Linked DNA regions of Mus musculus: region 1 is linked to region 2. The links are chromatin loops, found by intact Hi-C in ENCODE. Cell type or tissue: heart. All regions are shown on one strand. Links, peaks and the distances in the headings refer to the core of each region. The heading gives the core; the rest is flanking DNA.

Evidence for each region. Peaks named below come from ENCODE experiments on the same cell type or tissue, not always from the same donor. Only the 100,000 strongest peaks of a DNase experiment are listed, where the experiment ranks them.
Region 1: it touches region 2 in a loop (2.2-fold over the local background); 2 of 42 quality-filtered maps call a loop at or near these places.

The regions. Positions count from the first base shown.
Region 1 is chr9:88,344,046-88,350,234 of GRCm38, reverse strand. All of the region lies in intron 1 of Nt5e (5' nucleotidase, ecto), which reads right to left. Among named protein-coding and RNA genes, the nearest start is that of Nt5e, 20 kb to the right of the region's middle. In heart, for the core only: no CTCF peak of the experiment used is centred there; no DNase peak of the experiment used is centred there.
Region 2 is chr9:88,256,203-88,262,391 of GRCm38, reverse strand. Gm28231 (a long non-coding RNA gene) reads right to left here and starts at 2,505. Exons shown (of 3, transcript XR_379685.2): 1 at 2,366-2,505; 2 at 2,068-2,195; 3 at 1-1,695. In heart, for the core only: no CTCF peak of the experiment used is centred there; a DNase peak (open chromatin) is centred at 2,611.

The DNA of each region.
Region 1 (6,189 bases), core at 520-5,519, 88 kb before region 2:
ATGCTATTTCCTTGTTGTTCCTTTATTATCCCTGAGTTCCTTTATTAGAACGTTTTAATAAGAAGACAAAAACCTAGAAAACTTTGGTGGGACATGACCACCAGTCATGTAACACCAGAACATTCCAGAACTATATTGTGGGGTCATTTGTTGTCTGTCTCCGGGCTAAACTGAGTGCTCTCAAGTTATGTTGGCCTTTTTGTCCTGTTCACCTTGTTTCCTCATTTGGCACACTGGCGCTGACTGAGCACCTGTCACTCAAAGGGCTGAGTGAACTCTCTAGGAAGCACGCAGCTATCCACAGTCCCACCCTGTCTCCCCTGGAAAGTTCATGGTTGCTGAACTCACACCTTTCCCCACCTCTGATGCTATACCCAGTCTCCCCTCCTCCTAGCTAGTTAACTTCTCTAAGAGCTGATCCAGGTCTAAAGGGTCTCTCAGTCTCAGACATTTGTTTTTCTTTCTTCTAGTCTTAAAACATCAAGTTTTCTTCCTATGGTAAAATAAATTACCCTTTGTTATATAATAATTTTTTAAAAAAAGATTTTTTTATTTTATTTATAAGAGTACATTGTAGCTATCTTCAGACACTCCAGAAGAGGGCATCAGATCTCACCACAGATGATTATGAGCCACCATGTGGTTGCTGGGAATTGAACTCAGGACCTCTGGAAGAGCAGTCAGTGCTCTTAACCACTGAGCCATCTCTCCAGCCCTGTAATAATCTTAAGTACAGAGTTTTGTATTTGGTGGATGTTTCTTGTTTTGGGGTTTTTTTGAGACAGGGTCTCACTGTGTAGCTCAGGATGGCCTCGAACTGAGTCTTGCATTAGCTTCTAGAATGCTGGGAACAGACGTGCACAACAGCAACACATGGATCCACAGTTTTCCACGGAAGACTAACCAACTCATCAGTTCTGTTCTATCCTTAGGGTATGGTGAACGTTCAAGTTTTTGTTTGTTGCTTCTTCAATATCTTGTTCCGTCCCACCCTGACTTGAGTACAGGCTGTGACTATCTTGATTTTGTATCCCTTGGGGAGGGCATTCCTGTTCATGGACACCAATGCTCTTGATAGAGGACCAAATAGCTTTAGTCACCCTCATCTTCAGCTCCAAACTTCAAACATCTGTGGGGTTCTTTTGGTCTGTGTGACAGTTGTCATGTGTCCATTTTCCACTAGCTTTCCAGACCCGAAAAACTATCTCTGAGACTTGTCATCTGGGCCTGTGGCCTCAAGTGTCAGATCCAAAGGCTCCCTTTCCCCAAAATGGCAGTTCTGGGGACATTGTTCTTCCTAGAAGGACAATTTGAGTCAACCAAGCCAGAAGCACTGGCATAAGCCTTCCCTACTCCTGTGGCCTTCTTTCTGCCCTCTCAGGGTAGCTAGTCAGCCGTTGAGGAAGCGACCACATGCGTGCCTGGTAACACTAGCGTTGAGGAAGGAAAAGTATGACACATTACCCCATCCCTTAGAATCTGAAATACCATGCGCAAGGAGGGAGGCATTGTCGCAATTACCACACAGAAGGGAGAGGGCAGTATTTGGGTGAAGTGCATTTTGGGAGGGCTGTTTTCTTGGCAAAAGCATAGCCTGCTTTACTTTGTTTTCTTGTCTTTTTCTCTTTTTTGATTTATTGTAATAAACACAATGACCACAGCACAACATGGAGAGGAAAGGATTTGCTGCTTCTTCCAGTTGACAGTGTATCACTGAGCAAAGTCAGGGCAGAAACCCCAGACCAAAATCTGATGGAGAGGACACAGAGGAGTGCTGTTTACTGCCTTGTTTGTCTTATGTCACCCAGGCCCACCTGCCCATGGGTGACACCGCCTACAGTGGGCTGGGCTCTCTCACATCAATCACCAGTCAGAAAAATGTCCCACATGTGTGCGCACAGTCCAGCCTGCTCACGTGAGGAACCTCTTCTCAGGTGATTCTCGTTTGTGTTAAGTTGGCAAGAACTAACCAGCACAACTACGGTAGTAGTTTACTTTTATTTACTCATTCATTTATTTTTGTAATAGGATCTTACTATGCACCTTAGCCGGCCAGGAACTCTCTATGCAGACTAGGCTAGCCTTGAACACAGAGATCCAACTGTTTCTGCCACCTTATTATTAGGACTAAAGGTGGGCACCACCATACCCCGGTCTAAGTTTTTTTTTATTTTCTTTTCTTTTTATCTGCTTTTTGAATCTATACTATTATATGATGTTTAGTCAGAAGAACGGAATTTGAGTTGTACCTTTGACCCTGGCTAAAAGCATAACATTCCAAACTACCCAAAAGGCTCTAAGATCATAGAGATTTTCTATTGTCTCTTCCCTTAAATCAATCAAAAATGGTTCTGCCAATCACCTGGTCTGAAAAAAAGCCCCTCAAACAGTCCTAACTCCCAGAAACATGATACACCTGGAAACGTGTCTGAAAAATGAGAGGGATAGGTGCCCTTTAATGAAGCATATCATTAGACACCCCAGAAGCCACACTCTCCACATAGTTGCCTACAGAGCATCATTGCTAAGCCTGCTGCCTTTCTGACTTCTAACTCAGAAAGTGTAACTTCTGCCTCTCCCCCGCCCACCTCCTTACCTCCCTCCTTCTCTTCTTTCCCTCCTCCTTCCCTCCTTCCACGCTGCTGTGCTGATGAGGATGGGTGGGGTGTGGGGATTTGGTGCTTGCAGGTGACTATGGAGATGTGTGCCTGTACACACACACGGGAAGGCCAGAGCAGGACAAGGCCAGGCACCTTCCTCTCTGCTTCTCCAGCTTATCGGCATGAGAGATGGTCTCTCTGCTTTTGGCTAGGCTGGCTGGCCACCGAGTTTCCAGTATTTTAAATATCTGCTATGGTCTCGCCATTCTCTTTCCCTTAGCCGTCCTTTGTATTGCTGCCAGAGCAGTCCTTCTGAACTCGAGGTTAGACGGCACCACTCTCCATCTGAAGGACCCACAGAGGCACGAACAGTTTAGGATGCTACCCATAGCCTTGGCAGGCCCACAAAGCTCTTCTTTGTGTACTGGTCTCATCTCTTTCAGCCTCAGTTCTGGCATTATCTCCCCGCCCACACCCTGCACACCCCCACCCCCACCCCATGTACTCTGTGAAAGGAAGCACGGTTGCCTCTCCCACTCATGACCAGAGATGTGGAGATCCTCCGAATTCATCCTCTGGATGAATCAAATGAAAGCAGTAACTAAAACATGCCAGCCGTTGTTATGCACTTCCTGCATACCGTAATGAGGAAATGAGGGAAAGAGAACTTAAAAACAAACAACCAAAATGAGCTGTTTGCCATGCTACTATAACCACTAACTTTACAGATGAACAAAAGCTGGGATGTTGTCAAGTGAAAGGTCACACAATCTGTCACTTTGTGTCTGGTGAGATGAATGTCAACAGTCATACACACAGATCCAGCAGAAGAACCTTGCTGGTCCCTGTTGTCCCTGTTGTCCTTTACTGTCCTTTATTAGGGACATCAACACCTAATAAAGCTCCCAGGAGGGATGCTCTGAGAATCCCAGTCTGATGGAGATGCCCTCTCGGTGAGCCCCAGCAGGCCTCTCCCCTGCCCTCTGGGTGGTCAGGATAGATCCTTGGATCACAACAGGATGCACTCACTGTTGAGGGGAGTAGATGGCCAGGAGGACCATTCACAAAGTGCCCGTTTTCCTCCTCTGACAGTTCACACTGTTCCTACAAATGTACATGTAGAAAATTCCCTGTGTCAGCACACTATAGCTGTTCTCAGACACACCAAAAGAGGGAGGGCATCAGATCTCATTACAGATGGTTGTGAGCCACCATGTGGTTGCTGGGATTTGAACTCAGGACCTCTGGAAGGGCAGTCAGTGCTCTTAACCGCTGAGCCATCTCTCCAGCCTCCCCCCCCCCCATAAATATTTTGTATTTCCTTTTCCCCACTTGAGATTTGTCCTGCTGCCTTATTCCTTGTGCAGTTAGGAGGGTTTGGTAGTGTGTCAGCTCTTCAGGCGGAACATGCTTCTCACAATTCCCCACCCTGCTGGCTTGCAGTGACAGGCACTACGGAAGCCTGTTAAGTGGATGGGACTTGCTTACTCCTCATTATCATTTGTATTACCAACAGGCCTTGGGAAAGAGCTGCCCAAGAGAAGAACATGGAGCAATAAATGGTGGAGTGGCACAAAGGAGGAGACAGCCACCCCTCACTGAACACGAGGAAATGCTTCCAGGTTCCTTGACATACCACAATGTCTTATGGTAGAAAATGGCATGGTATTTGCCTATGGCTTATACACATGTTCCCATGAGTTTGGAATCATCCTTAGGCTGTTTAAATTACCTCGCACAATACAACTATATAATATATTATATAATATTTGTCAGACCCCAGTGGTTGGGAATATTAATAAGATTATCTATATATATCCAATATGGACACAGATTTTTGTTTTTTTTTCCTCCAAATATCTTGGATCTGCCATTGGCAGAATTCATGATTTTTATACTCCCCTGTGATGGTCCTTTCTGGAAGATGTCATTTACAAACTGAAGCTCTCTGAAGCCCCATCTACACTGAAGGACCCATGGACTGTTTGACCTTGGCTGAGTAGAACATTGTGATTATGGGGTGATGGAATGTTGCAAATCAAGAGCCAAGGTCATCTTGGGCTATCTCTAGTCTTTTAATAGCTCCTGACTACGAACCTCTATATCTGACCTCACATCCTCTTGATAAAAACTCCTGGAATTTATCATCCTGACATTTCAAATCCTAATGACATATATACATATATATTTTTTCTCTTAAGGCAGGGTCTCTTGTACCTCATGCTGACCTTGAAGTTGCTTCATAGCCGAGAACGTCTTTGAACTACTGATTCTTTCTGCCTCTACCTCTGAAGTAGTGGGATTACAGGTCGTGGCCAGCTTCTGTGGGCCTGGGAATGTAAGTAAGGACTTCCTTTAGTTAGAGAAATACTTTAACTAACTAAGCTACATCTCCAGCTCCAACATTAATTCTTAATCCTGCAAAAGAGATTTTTTCCCCCAATCAGCTATAGCCAACTTCCTAAAGGCCACTTTCCATCTACTTTGTAAGCACACTGATTTATGACTTTAATTTGTTCCATGACTATAAAATGTCACAAAGGCTCTTCCATATGGGACGTGCCACTCAGGATAACTCGAATATGTGTTCCCAAGGCCTTGGTCACACATATTATTTGCTCAAAATAAACAATTTTCTCATTTTCTTTAAAACAGAGTTGTAAGTTCAGATTGGCACAGTGAGGCTTCACATTAACATTGTGACATTGCCACTTACTGTTTAACTATCATCTTAAGCAAAGACCTGCCGTGATTCAGAACCACATTTCCGTTTTGCTTTGTAAGACAGTGAACAGATTTATAGTCAAATAGCTTCCAGGACTTATAGCAGTCAAAAGAATGTGAGGTCAAATATAGAGGTTGATAGTAAATCTCTATTAAAAGAGACTAAAGATAGCTCAAGATGACCTTGGCTCTTTTAATCCACACCACTCCATCACCCCTTCCTTAACCACACTGCTCTAGTCAACCATGTTCAGACACTCTACAGGCTTCTCTTCAGATTGGACTTTGCTTATTTGTTCATCCAATTCATTAATCAATCGGAACCCTATGACAACCTTGTACATTCACCAAATAAGAGAGATAAGCTCAGCAAATTAACCTCCTGTAAAATCAATCATAGGCTTGTGATGTTAGTAACTGGTCCAGTCCTGGTTCCTCCCCCCGCCCCCATTTCTTTTGAGGAAAACACCCAAAAAGAAAAGAAAGATGGCCTTACAGAAAGATGTGTTGCATATTCTCTATCTAGCCTGGTGTGGTGGTTTGAATAGGAATAGCCCCCATGGCTGAATTACTTGAATGCTTGGTCATCTGCAAGTGGCAGTGCTTAAGAGGGATTAGGAGGTGTGGCCTTGTTGGAGGAGGTGTGTCACTGGGGAGGGGTGAGCTTTGAGCTTTCAAGAACCAAACCAGGAACAGTGGCTCTCTCTTGCACCTGCTACCTATGGATCTGAGTGTAAAACTCTTAGCTCCTTCTCTAACACCGTGTCTACCTGCATGCCACCACGCTCCCTTCATGATAATGGACTAAACCTCTGAAACTGTAAGAAAGTCCCAATTAAATGTGCTTCCTTATAAGATTCACCAT
Region 2 (6,189 bases), core at 513-5,512:
TCTGATGGTGATCTCAAAGGAGGCCAGTGTGAGATCTTGGTAATAGTTTCACTTTTATATCTGAAGGTTTGGCTTTAGATCTTAAGCATAGTGTTAGCCTCAGAAGACATGATTTTCTTAGCTAGCTTTCAGTTACTATAATAAAAGACTTGAGCTAATCATTTGAAAAGAAGAAAGTTTCTTTTAGCTTACAGCTTTGTAGGTGTCACCCCATGGTTTAGGCCTGTGGGGAGGCGTACTATTCTGATAGGAGCTAAAAAGGGAAGCTGGTCATCTCATTTTAGCAAAGACAGGGAAAGGAGGGGAATGAGGCCCTAGTAGTCCCTTCAAGGACATGCTTCTAATCACCCAATTTGCTCCAACTAGGCACCACCTCTTAAGGTTTTCATTGCATTCTGTGATGGCCGAAGAAACTCCATTTTATGAAGAAACGTTCATCTTGGTTCCCCTACTCATTTGTCTCTGACTTCAATCCCTGGAAGATAGGTTCCCAGTAAGCCTGATTCGGTGACTCCTTTTCCCCCAAATGTATCACTGTGACAGTCCTCTTGTTATGATATGGCAAATTGCCTTTTGGTGTCTGTAACCTGGTTATGCAGACATTCAAGGAATAGTTTGAGGTTGCCTTAACAGCCTAATCTTGGTGGAGCAGAAGAGCTCTTGGTTTTCTTGTGAAGATATTCAAGGTTGTCTTAAGGTTTTTGTCTCTGGGAAGAGATAACAGGGAAAACAATTCTAAAATTTGAAAGGATTTTTAAATATTAAAAAAAAATCCTTCCCTCACCACCCATTGTTAGTAATCTCAAGTTTGCCTCAGAGATTGTTTTCCCCCATAGCAGTTTCAACAAATTTAACTATTATAATCTTGATTGAGGCTATAGTATTGTCCTAGAAGTCATGGACTCTGTTAACAATTCTAATAGCACCAGGGAAAAGTAAACTGCTAACACGTGAGCCTTTTAGCTAGTGGGAGACAGTTAAAATCCAAAGTGCAGCACTTGCCTATTAGAACCAGTGCAGTCCCATTGTGCTCAGGTTCCAGTAAGCAAGCCGTTCTGAGGTCACTGATGAGAGCGCTGCTGCTGCTGCTGGAGGCCTGGCTTGGGAAGTTTCAGAGGAAAGCAAAGACCCTACTGGGCCTTTTTGTGTGACGTGTTTGTTGTGTCTGGTCACCTGGAGCCAGAATCACTGAAGTAAAACCTTTTCTTTGCTGGAACAATGGATGCTGGTTGTCAGCTGGGGAGGAAGAATAAGTTGTGATTAAGAAGAGACCAGGATCCTTGAAGTGAGATCTGGGAAGTGTTTCCTTGGGATCAGTATGCAGAAGCTGTGCTCCAGAAGTGCCCAAGGTTGTAGCTCATGTTGGCAGCAAACTTGGTAGAATAAGAGTCACCCAGGTGGTGCTGGTTTTGAAGGCATGAAGGAGTCATGGAGAACAACTGAAGCTTGGCATTGTGGGAGGCCAGAAAAAGCCACTGGTGAAGGTGCGACCTAGATGCAACAAGGTACTCCACCCTTTTGGGAGATTGGAGTACTATGGCAAGACCACCAAGAACAGCAGTAACAGTGTGGTGGGGCTAGCTGGAGTCTAGAAGACAAGCCATGTGTGCTGCAGAGGGCAGAGCCCACCTCACCAGACTACTTCAGGTCTCTAGTGAAGTCATTCCATTTCAGCAGATGCAAAACGAACAGTTACTGTAAAAATAAGAAAGAGCATTCTTGTGTAACCTGAGATGTTTTAACACAAAATATAGTCTCTTGATAGAAAAATAAAAAGATCCAGGGAAGTAGGGAGTCTTAAAAGCAGAGTTACTGATCTGAGTTATCTGAGAGCAACATGAACATTGATGATACACCATTTTATGTGTAAGGTCTAAGGAAATACAAAGTAGATGAGGCAGTTATGCCTACTGCCTTAAGTGACAGACCAAGGTAGCAGCTTGAACTATGGGCTGCTTAATGTTGTGGCAAGCCAGCTCTTTTGTTTGTTTTTCATTCATTTCTTAGATTGCTTTTTAAACATTGATTGTGGATTTGCCTAGCACTATAGAGATAAGCAGAGCTTACCTGTTTTTATCCTCAGAAGTTCAAAGTCCTGGATGAGATGGATACATTAGCTAATGAGTCAGAAGGTGGGAAATCTTCTCAGACGAGGTGGAGCCAGAAGCATGGATGAGCCACGCCTGTCTGGGTTACTGTGTGGATTCAGAGAGAGGCAGAAATGTTAGAGAAAACATTGAAAGCATGTCCAGCAGCAATAAATAAATAAATAAAAAATTTAAAAAGGCATTTTATTCAGAAGCACTAGCATGTTCAAGTTTTCATTCCCCTAAAAGTTGTTTTGGGTTTTGTAATGGGGTCTTACCATGCAGCTTTGGCTGGTTTGGAGCTAGCTATGTAGACAAGGCTGGCCTTGAACTCACAGAGATCCAACCGCTTTTGCATTGTGAATTCTTTAAAAGTAAGCAGCTGACAACACCTAGAGGCAGCTCTACTCCCAGATACTCTAACACGCCCAGGATCATAGGATTAGAAGTGAGGAGGACACAACATCTGTTCCAACACTGGGCGTAACTGGGACCAGCTCTACCCAGGCATGCAGGAACTCTGCCAGACCAGTGGCTTGGGTTCCTTCCAGTTTGTCTGGGCCAGTGCCCCGAGCAGATCTTAGGTGTAAACTGTGCAGCCAGCCCCACAACACCCAGAGGCAGCTCCACTTCCAGGCTCTCTAACATGCCCAGGATCATAGGATCTCAGGATCTGAGGACCTTGCTTACACCAGGATCTCAGGGTCCCAGAGGCAGATTGACTCCTAGGAGCTCTGACGTACCCAGGATCTCAGGATCACAAGATCCCAGAATCATAGGATCACAGAGACAGATTGACTCTAAAGAGTCAACCAGTATCAAAGGAAGGACAGGCTCCAGTCAGACATAGCCAGGGCAGGTAGCACAAGAGATAACCAGATGGTGGGAGGCAAGCATAAGAACATAAGCAAACAGAAACCAAGGTTACTTGGCATCATCAGAACCCAATTTTCCCACTATAGCAAGTCCTGGATACCCTAACACACTGGAAAAGCAAGATTCAGATCTAAAATCACTTCTCATGATGATGATAGAAGAATTTAAGTAGGACGTAAATAACTCCCTTAAAGAAATGCAGGAGAACACAGATAAACAGCTAGAAGACCTTAAAGAGGAAACACAAAAGTCCCTTAAAGAATTACAGGAAAACACAATCAAACAGGAAAAGGAAAGGAACAAAACCATCCAGAATCTAAAAATGAAGCTAGAAACAATAAAGAAATCACAAAGGGAGACAACCCTGGAGTTAGAAAACCTAGGAAAGAGATCAGGAGTCATAGATGCAAGCATCACCAACAGGATACAAGAGATAGAAGAGAGAATCTCAGGTGCAGAAGAAAACATTGATACAACAGTGAAAGAAAATGCAAAAAGCAAAAAGCTCCTAACTCAAAACATCCAGGAAATCCAAGACACAATGAGAAGACCAAACCTAAGGATAATATGTATAGAAGAGAGTGGAGATTCCCAACTTAAAGGGCCAGTAAATATCTTCAACAAAATTAAAGAAAACTTCCCTAACCTAAAGAAAGAGATGCCCATGAACATATAAGAAGCTTATAGAACTCCAAATAGACTGGACCAGAAAAGAAATTCCTCCTGTCACATAATCAAAACACCAAATGCACTAAACAAAGAGAATTTTAAAAGCAGTAAGAGAAAAAGGTCAAGTAATGTATAAAGGCAGACCTATCAGGATTATATCAGGCTTTTCACCAGAGACTATGAAAGCTAGAAGATTCTGGGCAGATGTTATACAGACCCTAAGAGAACACAAATGCCAGCCCAGGCTACTATACCCAGCAAAACCCTCAATCACCATAGATGGAGAAAACAAGATATTCCATGACAAAACCAAATTTACACAATATCTTTCCACAAATCCAGTCCTACAAAGGGTAATAGATGGGAAACATCAACTCAAGGAGTGAATCTACACCCTAGAAGAAGAAAGTAATCTTTCAACAAACCCACACAAACATAATTCCACCTCTAACAAAAATAACAGGAAGTAACAATAACTTTTCCTTAATATCTCTTAATATGAAAATTAATATTACCAACACACCCTAATCAATTGAAATTCAAAAATACGAGGAATTAGAAATTTGTTGGCCACCATCCAGTGGTCTCTTTAATTTGGTAATTGGAGAAATAGGTCCAATGTTGTACAATCCATATACACTTTCTGCTTGTTTGTATGTGACAGTGTCTTGCTGTGTGCCACATAATGGTCTTGAAATCATGCTTCTCCTATCCCAGCCTCTCTATTAGTACAATGGTTTATTTGATGTTTTTATACTATGGTTTTCAGAACAGCTTACTTATTTAAAAATTATTTACACAGCCAAAAGAAATATAGACAATTAATTTGGGAGGTGGCCTGTAAGAGAACAGCAAGGAGTGAGACTGAAGGCTTTGCTTGGTATTTATAATTATTGTATCAATTTTGAAGAAGAGGACTTTATAAGTTACTCTTATTCTGAGATGAATCCTGTTCAAAATCATCACAGCCAAGGAACCAGAATCTTACCCTCACCTAATGTCTGTGCCACCCTCGAAGCAGAGCCATTCTTCATTGAAACAGTTGATGAACGACTTCATTGGATAGACCATCTTAATACACATACCATTTCTTAAATGAGTGTAACCTGTTCCCTGTGGGCCAAGAATGAAGACAATCACTCAAGTTAAATAGCTTTGACCATAGCAGGAAATCTGTACCCAAAAATCATGCCTACAATTCATTCCTTGGTGCAGCAGAATTGTCAACTCTTAGCTTAGCTACTAAGGAGGTAAAATCCTTTGGTGATGTGAGGGGCATTGAAATACAGCCTTATTACAATGAACTCCAATGTCCAAAAATTGTTCTTATTTTGGGTTTGTACCACAGTAAGCCAAGATTTTAAGCTCTGCTAAAAACAAACCAAACCAAACAAACAACAAAAAGGCTTTATCTATTTATTTTCATTAAAAAACTAATAGTGATATAGTATATTAAAATATCATATGGTTAATATATTTGGAATTATTTAAAATTTATATTGAGAAAAACATCTGTATTTTTAGTATTTCTATAGACAAGCATCTACATAAGACTGTTCAATTGATTGTTTTATATCAAACAACTTTTATAATACTCATTTTTATTGTTATAATATTTTATAAAATTTAAAGATTATGATTAAAATAACAAAAGGTATGATAGGTATTGAAGGGGAGTCTCTGGGAGGAGTTGGGGTACAAAAGGGAAAGAAGAATGTGATGTAAATCTATTTACTCAAATATACTTTTAAATATTAACAATTTCAGATAAATTGAAATTATGTATCTTTTCTCATCATAGTGCAATAAAACTTAAATAAAAAAAAGTTACAGGTGTGTTCCACTGCATACAGCTTTGCTCATAGTGTTTCAGGGAAACGGTGAGGCAGCTGCAGTAGCCAAACCTGGTGGATGTGATTCTTGAGGTTGCAACAAGAACGGTGCTATTCCGAACCTCCAGGGTAAGAGTAAATTTAGGTGGTAGCTGAGTCAGATACTGGAAACAGGCATGAGCCTTCTGTGAGTACCATTTCTAATTAAGGGACTATTCCTTGACACCAGATAAGCGTTATATGCACATTTATTTCGTTTTAATTGATAGGGGTCTTTTCTCAATGCATGAGGAGAATAAAGTATAGTGTACTGGCTGTGGTTAAATCCAATCTTATCTATGGTGTTTCTCATAGAATACCTTTTCTTTCCTCCCTCCCTCCCTCCCTCCCTCCCTCCCTCCCTCCCTCCCTCCCTCCCTCCCTCCCTCCCTCCTTCCTTCCTACCTTTATTTCCATTCTTCTATGGCAGTCAGCAAACAACTTGTGGGAGTTAGTTTTCATCTCCTACCTTATTTTTGAGTCAAGGTCTCTCTTGTATTTCTGCCTCTGCTCTACACACTAGCTGGGCCTAAAATCTTCTGAGCGACCCTCGGTCTCACTGTAGGCATGCTGGAATTACAGGTATGCACGATCACATCCAGCTCATGTGGGATCTAACTCAGGGGGGCAGGCTTATGACAGAGATACCTTTACCCGCTGAGCTCCTGCAGGGTTAATAGCCAACG